Regions from separate parts of the Homo sapiens genome. Here region 2 is linked to region 1. Evidence: read pairs that join two places in POLR2A ChIA-PET (ENCODE). Cell type or tissue: HepG2. All regions are shown on one strand. Links, peaks and the distances in the headings refer to the core of each region. The heading gives the core; the rest is flanking DNA. Region 1 overlaps SV2C (synaptic vesicle glycoprotein 2C). Region 2 overlaps F2RL1 (F2R like trypsin receptor 1).

Region 1 (4,398 bases), core at 225-4,224:
AAGACAACTGGGATATTGGTGTTAAGGGGCATATCGGCTGTATGTTAGGTTTTCTTTAATCCTCACATCGTGCCAAACTTAGTCTGGTTACTAAGCCTAAAAACACCAGTATTGCAACAACTTCTGAAACTCTGAAGTGGACTATATGTTTCTCACAGTTTTTGTTTATGCTCAGCAAAGTATGTATTTTAAGTAAAGCTTCTCTTGTTATCTGTAATGTAGACAAAAAAAAAAAAAAACCTGTTAGTATATTCTGGATGTATTGTGTGTCCCTTCATTGTTTCAGGTATGGCGTAACAGTTCTCCGTGTGATGTTCTTTTGCTCTAAATGTTGACCATTCCTCTTGTCGCCCGTCTCTCACCAACCAGTCACAGAGCCATTGCCAGGGCTCCCTTCAGTCTTTCTTAAACAATATCTAAATGCAGTTTAGTAATCCCAGGATTTTGAGTTACAAGAATACAGTTTATGGGTCTGTTTCAGCTCTTACTTAAGGCTAGCATGGTTGGGCAGGGGAAGAGCTGAGCCGAGCCTTCACTGATCTCTTGTCATTTCATATGATTATCCAGTAAATACTTATTGAGCACCTCCCATGTGATACGTATTGAGACACTGCTGTGTGCAATAATTAAGCCTATGGAGGACTTAAATGAGGGCAAGGAAAACAGAATGAGAGAAGACACTCTCACACTGACCCCCATTACATGTGAACCCTCCGCGCCCCCCCCCATAAATACAAAGTGTTATTTTTCCACATTTAAAACAAATAATAGCCTTCAGCAGGCAGTGCAGGAACTATTCAGTCATTGAGATAACCTTTGATGAGAGGAGAAAGCTCCTTGATTACCTGGTTTTTGTTGGAGAGACTATTAACTAGTACTTGGAAAATGAGAAAAATGAAACCACACATAAGTTGTTCCCTTAAATAATCTCAGCAGGATATTGCACTAAGATATTATTCAAGGAAAAGAATCAGGAGCAGAGATAGCCCCATCTCTCTAGAGCATTTTTTTTTTTTTTTTGGGCGGGGGGGCGGGGGACGGAGTCTCGCTCTATTACTTAGGCCGGAGTGCAGTGGTGCAATCTCGGCTCAATGCAACTTCCGCCTCCCAGGTTCAAGCAATTCTCCTGCCTCAGCCTCCCAGGTAGCTGGGATTACAGGTGCATGCCACTATGTCCGGCTAATTTTTTGTATTTTTAGTAGAGACGAGGTTTCACCATTTTGGCCAGGCTGGTCTCCAACTCCTAACTTCAAGTGATCTACCCACCTTGGCCTCCCAAAGTGCTGGGATTACAGGCATGAGCCACTACACCTGGCCTAAAGTCCCGCTTTCTTCTGAGGTGTTCTTTTCATGGTGTGAAACCAGAGACAGGAGCTAGGGGGTCTGTTCCCCAGCGAATAGTGTTGGGGTTTTCTCTTCAGAGCTAAGTCAGCAAAGCCTGCAGCTGCTGCCACTCCCCTGGTCTGTGCCTCCCAGGGTGTTTCCTTTCTGATTTTGAAGATTTGTGGGTGAGTCAATTATCTTTGCAGACATCCTAAAGCAGCTTCCCTCCTCGCTACCCTCAGCAGATAAGCCATCCAGAAAACAGGTTCTGACAGCCAGTAGCAGGGGTATTTTGGGTTTCAGTTTAAAACTGGTGCGTGTTGTTGCAAGTGTCTTGAAGTTGCAAAGGATGTTTGGGGTTCTAGGGCCTGCAGGGGGGCAGAGCAGAAAGAGGGTAGTTGTCAGTGACCCTCTACCCTCCTCTGAGAGCCCCATTGCCATTTTTGCCCACCAGTTCTCTTCTTACCTCCTCAGGGCAGTGCCCACTCATTTCCTTTATTTCCCTTTTGTTTTTTTTCTTTTCCTCCTCTGGTCGACAACCTCTTAATTCTAGCAGTGTACAAAAGCAAGGCCAAGCTTTCCTGGGGCACTTGGGATGAAAGGCCCATCCATGCCTGTTGTGGAGGCACAGAGGAGGAGAAGGTGAAGAACAGGAATGGGTGCAGGGGGAGTGTGAACGCAAGGCTGCTGGCTTTGGCACAGCTCCCTGTGCAGGGCTGGATTTCCAATTGCTTTTCAGTGCCTGTGCCCTGATAGGATGGGCACAGCTGGTATGGAATCAGAGCAGCCCATCTCCAGAGCAGAAGTCTGAGAGCTCAGCGTTTGACTCCTGAAAGACCAGGATGTTCCTACCTGGGTTCTTGAGATTCATTGGCTAGTGGAGGTAGATGGTACTCTCCATGTCTGCAGAAGATTCCCCACTTGGTGCTGAAGGCTAGGTGCCTTCCAGTCAGGTCTGAATGCTGAAATTGCTGAGATTGTCCACTCTCTGCCTACTTTATTGCATTCATGCTCCCCTTAGATCCAAGAGTGCCCAGGACTAGGAGCAGAAAGCAGTTTTCAACCCTTTGTTCAGACTCAGACGGGTTTCAACTCAAGCGGGTAATCTACCCCAGCAGCAGGGGTGCAAAGTCCAAAACAGCTTTGTGGTGCCTGGGGAGTGACTAGGCAGCCTGCTCACAGGGGCTGGAGTCATCTAAAGCTAGTGATGAGCTGGAATAGCTTTGAACCGGTTCATCCGAACTGATTGTTAAACTTTCAGAACTTTTGAGAGTCAGTTGAGAAACATAGCTATTACTAAAAAATTAAATAAGATTAGATAAATTATAGCTAAAAGCAAAGGCAACATATAGTCAAAGCTCATCACTTTCTACTTATTTTACTACATTTTACCATTATCTGTGCCCATGAGGTAATGTATGCCTATTATGTCTGTATGGTAGAAATACTGTATACAGGTATACTACTACACACACCTTCCCAAGTGACAGTATTTTTGTAGTTTGAGATCAGCTATAGTGGTGGTATTTATACCATGGAAAGCAACAAAGCCATGGAAAGCAACAAAGCCATGCAAATCAGACTCCTCCTAACCCCTAAGACAGTTGTTAAACATTTGCCAGCATACCACCATCTAAAGCCCTAAAGAATGCTTGGCCTCCCACTGCATAGACACAGGCCACATCACATTGAGTATCATGGATTTATGGGTCAGCATTGCCCCTAAGTCCAAGGAAGGGGAAAGACTTAGCAAGCTCAACCTCATGTGATTCACAAAGGGTTTCTTTCTGCATTTGTATTGACTCAGAATAGGACCCAGTACAGAGAATCCACTGTTATCTATGGGTGTCATTCCTTCAGAAAGAATGTACAGTAAAATTGGCTATTTCATGCTATGCAAACAAAATGAAACTAGTTTGAAGTTGCAAAGTGTCTCCCCTCTTGCGCCCACGTAGTCATCCAAGAAGGAAACTCCTTTCTTGCCTTGATATTCACCAGGCCTACCTAGATAGAACTTGACAAATTGGCCTAACTTCATCTCCGCTGCTATTGTTATATATTTGCTTTACTGAATCTATGTCCTATGTCAGTCAGAAGAAAAAAGAAATGTCTTTTTTAATATACACTTTCTTAGCATCCATGCAGTTATGTATCCTCATCCTGATCCAGGAACATATTGAACAGATCATATGTCTTTTGTTACTATCTAGATACACTAAATAACATGATAGAAGAGTTTTCTCTTTCAGGTGAACTTCCATTTTGAACATATGCTAAACGTACTATCCACTGTCTATTTTAATGAGATCTTGGCAATGGTCCTGTCGGTTTTGGTGTTTGGATTGTTTGGCTTTGTTTTCCTTTTTTATTCTTCCTGTTTTTAATGCTGTGTAAGATCTCCTGCTATGAATGTTCCAGTTACCCCTATTGTACTGTATATACGTGTGCTGCATGTGTAAATTCTGTTTCAGGTTTTGGAGTTTTCATCTTAAGTACAGCTGGTCCTGTTGTGAACTCATCTTTCCTGTATGCTCCTCTGTGTCTGATTTCCAATTGCCAAAATGTTTGACCAAATGTGTTTTGACAAATATCCCGAGACAGCCATGCGTATCCTTGTGAAAGGGCATGCTCCATGTGGGATGGCTCGTGTACAGCATAAATCTATCAAACTTGGAATTGTGTATACATTTATATGCCAGATAACTAACATTCATGTAACAGCTGCAAAGATATTTAGTGTATATCAGATTAATAAAAGAGCATTTTTTTTTTGCTCCATTATATTCAAATACAGATTGCTGTGTGACTGGCTTCCCTTCTAAGCATGAATTGACCCTTCAAAAAATGAGCACTTTTTTAATGTCCTTAGGTATAGAGAAAACCTGTTTCTCCAATTCAGGTTTATTTGAATTGTTTCTGTGGGCTGGTGTCATGGGTATTGATGTGTTGTTGATCTTACGTGAGTATTTTCCAACTGTTAGCCAGGACCAGTGGGAAGAATATGTTCGTGGGGGAGTTTGTGGCAAAGCAGATGCTTGTGTTCTTTTGCCCTAGAGTAGGAATAGCAAACAGATT
Region 2 (4,398 bases), core at 273-4,272, 490 kb after region 1:
CAGTGGCACGATCTCGGCTCACTGCAACCTCTGCCTCCCAGGTTTAAGTGATTCTCATGCCTCAGCCTCTGGAGTAGCTGGGACTACAGGCGCACACCACCACATCCAACTAATTTTTGTGTTTTTGGTATAAACGGGGTTTCGCCACGTTGGCCAGGCTGATCTTGAACTCCTGACCTCAAGTGATCCACCTGCCTCAGCCTCCCAAAGTGCTGGGATTATAGGCATGAGCCACCGTGCCTGGCCAAAGTTTTGTAATATGACAGAACACTGCAATGAACTGGAAGATAGGACTTTAAATTTGATCCTTTTGCTTGCTTTGTAGTTACTAAATAACCTTGATAGATGATGTTTTAGTAAATCTGTATTTGACTTTCTTATGGTTTTATTAGCTTGGCAAGTGTTGAAGAAAACAGTTCATTCTGAAAGAACACTTCTGAAAATGTACTAAAAGTTTAGCTAGGGAGGGGCACCCCACAATTGAAACCTTTATTTTTCAGTCTGTGCTCCCAAAGATTGGGAGCAAAAAAGGACATTTGGGGTGAGGGGATCATAGAGAAGAGAGGGTGAAAGGAAGAGAACTAATGCAAGTAAAGTGCTTGTTTTACACTTGGTTTGATGGGGAGGTTGGGCCACAAGAGGAGTATACTTAAAATAAAAATTAAATTAAAAGTTTTAGGCCAAGCGTGGTGGCTCACGCCTGTAATCCCAGCACTTTGGAAGTCAAGGCGGGTGGATCACAAGGTCAGGAGATCAAGACCATCCTGGCTAACATGGTGAAACCCTGTCTCTACTAAAAATACAAAAAATTAGCCGGGCATGGTGGCGGGCGCCTGTAGTCCCAGCTGCTTGGGAGGCTGAGGCAGGAGAATGGCGTGAACCCGGGAGGTCGAGCTTGCAGTGAGCCGAGATCGTGCCTCTGCACTCCAGCCGGGGCAACAGAGTGAGACTCAGTCTCAAAAAAAAAAAAAAGTTTTACACGCAGATTTTCCCAAAATTGTGTAAATCAGAAGGGTCTAAAAAAAAGTGAAAATCTCTCATTCTTTCTGGTCTCCAATCTCAGCACAACTTCTCGGGTTTTGTTTGTTTGGTTGGTTGGTTTTTTTTTTTTTTTTTTGAGATGGAGTCTCGCTGTGTCGCCCAGGCTGGAGGGCTGGAGTGCAGTGATGTGATCTCAGCTCACTGCAACCTGCGCTTTCCAGGTTGAAGTGATTCTCCTGCCTCAGCCTCTCAAGTAGATGGGATTACAGATGCGCGCCAACACCTCCAGCTAATTTTTGCATTTTTAGTAAAGCCAGAATTTTGCCATGTTGGCCAGGCTGGTCTTGAATTCCTGACCTCAAGTGATCCGCCCGCCTTGGCCTCCCAAAGTGCTGGGATTATAGGTGTGAGTCACTATTCCTGGCCATCAGCTCAACTTCTCTATGCACAAATGATTTATAGGAATAGAAGGAGCATACCGTACTGTACATACTGTGCTATGATTTATTTATCTTTTTTACCTAATCGATTCATAGTCAGTTTATAGAAATCTGTACAAACTTTTTTTTTTTTTTTTTGAGACGGAGTCTTGCCGTGTCGCCCAGGCTGGAGTGAAGGGGCGCTATCTCAGCTCGCTGTAAGCTCTGCCTCCCGGGTTCATGCCATTCTCCTGCCACAGCCTCCCAAGCAGCTGGGACTACAGACGCCCGCCACCATGCCCGGCTAATTTTTTGTATTTTTAGTAGAGACAGGGTTTAACCGTGTTAGCCAGGATGGTCTCGGTCTCCTGACCTCGTGACCCACCTGCCTCGGCCTCCCAAAGTGCTGGGATTACAGGCGTGAGCCACTGCGCCGACCCTGTACAAACTTTTATAGGGGGGTAATTGAACTAGTCCTCCCCACCACACCCCCCCCCCCTTTTTTTTTTAAAGAGACTGGGTCTGGCTGTCACCCAAGCTGGAGTGCAGTGGCAGGATCATAGCTCACCCCCAGCTAATTTTTTTTTTAGACGGAGCTCCCAAGTAGCTGGGGCTATGGCTAGGTTGCCACTATGCCTGGCCTGAACTACTCCCCTCTTCCCGCCCATCCCCGAACCCCAGATGAAGTCTTGCTCTGTCACCCAGGCTGGAGTGCAGTGGTGTGATCTCAGCTCACTGCAACCTCCGCCTCCCAGGTTCAAGCCTCCCAGGTTCAGCCTCCCAAGTAGCTGGGATTACAGGTGCCCGCCACCACACCCAGCTAATTTTTGTATTTTTAGTAGAGACGGGGTTTCACCATGTTGGCCACGCTGATCTCAAACTCCCGATCTCATGATCCGCCCGCCTTAGCCTCCCAAAGTGCTGGGTTTACAGGCGTGAGCCACCCTGCCAGGGCCTGAACTACTCCCCTTTTTGATAGATGTTGAAATTAACATTGTTTTACCATGCTAAACAATGTTCCAGTGAATATTCTAGTACATAAAATAGCTTTGTGCACTTTAGCTGGTAGGTGCAGGGCAAATTCCTAGAAGTAAATTGCTAGGTCATATGGCAAATACATTTAAAATTTTGATATGTTTTGCCAAATTACCCACCAAAAATATTATATCAATTTATATTCCTTTGAGATACAAAATTCAAATAATATAGAGAGGTGTAAAATAAAAAGAAAAGTTCTCTTGTCCCCAGCTATTCTACTCCACAGAGCCAGCCACTTTTTATTGTTTGGTGGATATCCTTCTAGACTTCAGATTTTGCAAATTGTACATTATAATTTTTTTTTTTTTTTTTTTTTGAGACAGAGTCTCACTCTGTTGCCAGGCTGAAGTGCAGTGGCATGATCTCGGCTCACTGCAACCTCTGCCTTCTGGGTTCAAGCGATTCTCCTGCCTCAGCCTCTGGAGTAGCTGGGACTACAGGCGCGTGCACTACACTTAGCTAATTTTTGTATTTTTTAGTAGAGATTGGGTTTCACCATGTTGGTCAGGATGGTCTCGATCTCTTGATCTCAGGATCCACCCGCCTCGGCCTCCCAAAGTGCTGGGATTACAGGTGTGAGCCACCATGCCTGGCCAGTTTCTTTTTTCAATTGACTGTATATTGTGGCTGTCTTTCCATTTCAATATTATTGGCTACTATATTGTCTACCCTTAGTAGTAGGGACTACGTCAGGGACATGCTAAGTTAGGAATAGAAATAAGGAGCTGTTTGTCTGTAACTGAGTGGGGGGATGCTGCCTTGAGCATCTGTGAGTGTGTATTTTCACACACTTGGGCAATAATTGTTTATTACAGCCCTAGAAATGGGAATGTAATTGTAGCCAGGCACTTTATTTGTGTTTAAACTTCATTTGTGCATTTAGTCTCTCCTCAACTCTGTGAAATAGAAATGATTTTACCTGGTTGACAATTGGGAGCTGGGATAGCATCGGTTCTCTAGACAAGCTCTGTGAGTTTTGGTGAGTGGTAAGGACCCTGTACAGAGTCAGAGCAAATGCACTGGGCAAGGGCTTCAGGGACCTTCGAGTAGCATCTTGACATTTACCAGTGTTATAGAACAGTTAATATCAACAATAGTTTTGATGGAGACCATTAAAGGTTATGTGTTGAAATATTCTAAGAAAAAGTTCCTTTTTAAAAAAAAATTGTTATATTGCCATTCCTTGCTCCTTTTTTGGTCTTTATTTTAGCATTCTTATTTAAAACAGATTTTGAGCACTCTTTATGTGAGCTTTCCTGACTTGGTACATGCTTATTTTTATGGAGAATTTTAATCTTATAGAAATATACTATTATAGTGAATTAAGTGTATCCACCACTCAACTTCAATAATTATTAACTGTTGGCTAATCTTGTTTCATCTATTCCCAAACTCACCTCCCACTCCTCTTCCCTGTTATTTCTTTTCTGTTTTTTTCCCTTTCCTATGATGCCAAGCCTGTGTTTTTTTTTTAACAGCTTTACCAAGAATTCCATATCAGATAATTTGCACACCATACAATTCACCCCTTTAAACTGTACAATTTAGTGGCTTTTAGGATGTTCATAGAATTATTCAACCATTACCACAATTTTAGAACATTTTTATTACCCTGGAAGAAACAGTTTAGCTGTCATTCACCAATCTTCTGGTCTTAGCCCTTGGCAAACACTAATCTACTTTCTATTTATGGATTTGCCTATTGTAGACATTTGATAGAAATGGGATAATGTGTTGTCCTCTGTGACTGGCTTCTTTCACTTAGCATAATCTTTTGGAGATTCATCCATGTATCTATGTATCAGTACTTTTTTTTTTTTTTGAGACAGAGTCTTGCTCTGTCACCCAGGCTGGAGTGCAGTGGTGCAATCTCTGCAACCTTTGCCTCTAGTTTCAAGTGATTCTCCTGCCTCAGCCTCCTGAGTAGTTGGGACTGTGGGCCCACACCACCACCTCTGGC

What was found. Peaks named below come from ENCODE experiments on the same cell type or tissue, not always from the same donor. Only the 100,000 strongest peaks of a DNase experiment are listed, where the experiment ranks them.
Region 2: POLR2A ChIA-PET joins it to region 1 with 7 read pairs; 3 of 35 experiments call an interaction of 5 or more read pairs at or near these places.

Annotation. Positions count from the first base shown.
Region 1 is chr5:76,329,841-76,334,238 of GRCh38, forward strand. SV2C (synaptic vesicle glycoprotein 2C) reads left to right here. Exons shown (of 13, transcript NM_014979.4): 13 at 1-4,116. Among named protein-coding and RNA genes, the nearest start is that of SV2C-AS2, 20 kb to the left of the region's middle. In HepG2, for the core only: no CTCF peak of the experiment used is centred there; DNase peaks (open chromatin) are centred at 2,451 and 3,151; H3K4me3 peaks cover 430 bases.
Region 2 is chr5:76,822,272-76,826,669 of GRCh38, forward strand. The region is part of intron 1 of F2RL1 (F2R like trypsin receptor 1); the gene reads left to right. Among named protein-coding and RNA genes, the nearest start is that of F2RL1, 5.4 kb to the left of the region's middle. In HepG2, for the core only: no CTCF peak of the experiment used is centred there; no DNase peak of the experiment used is centred there.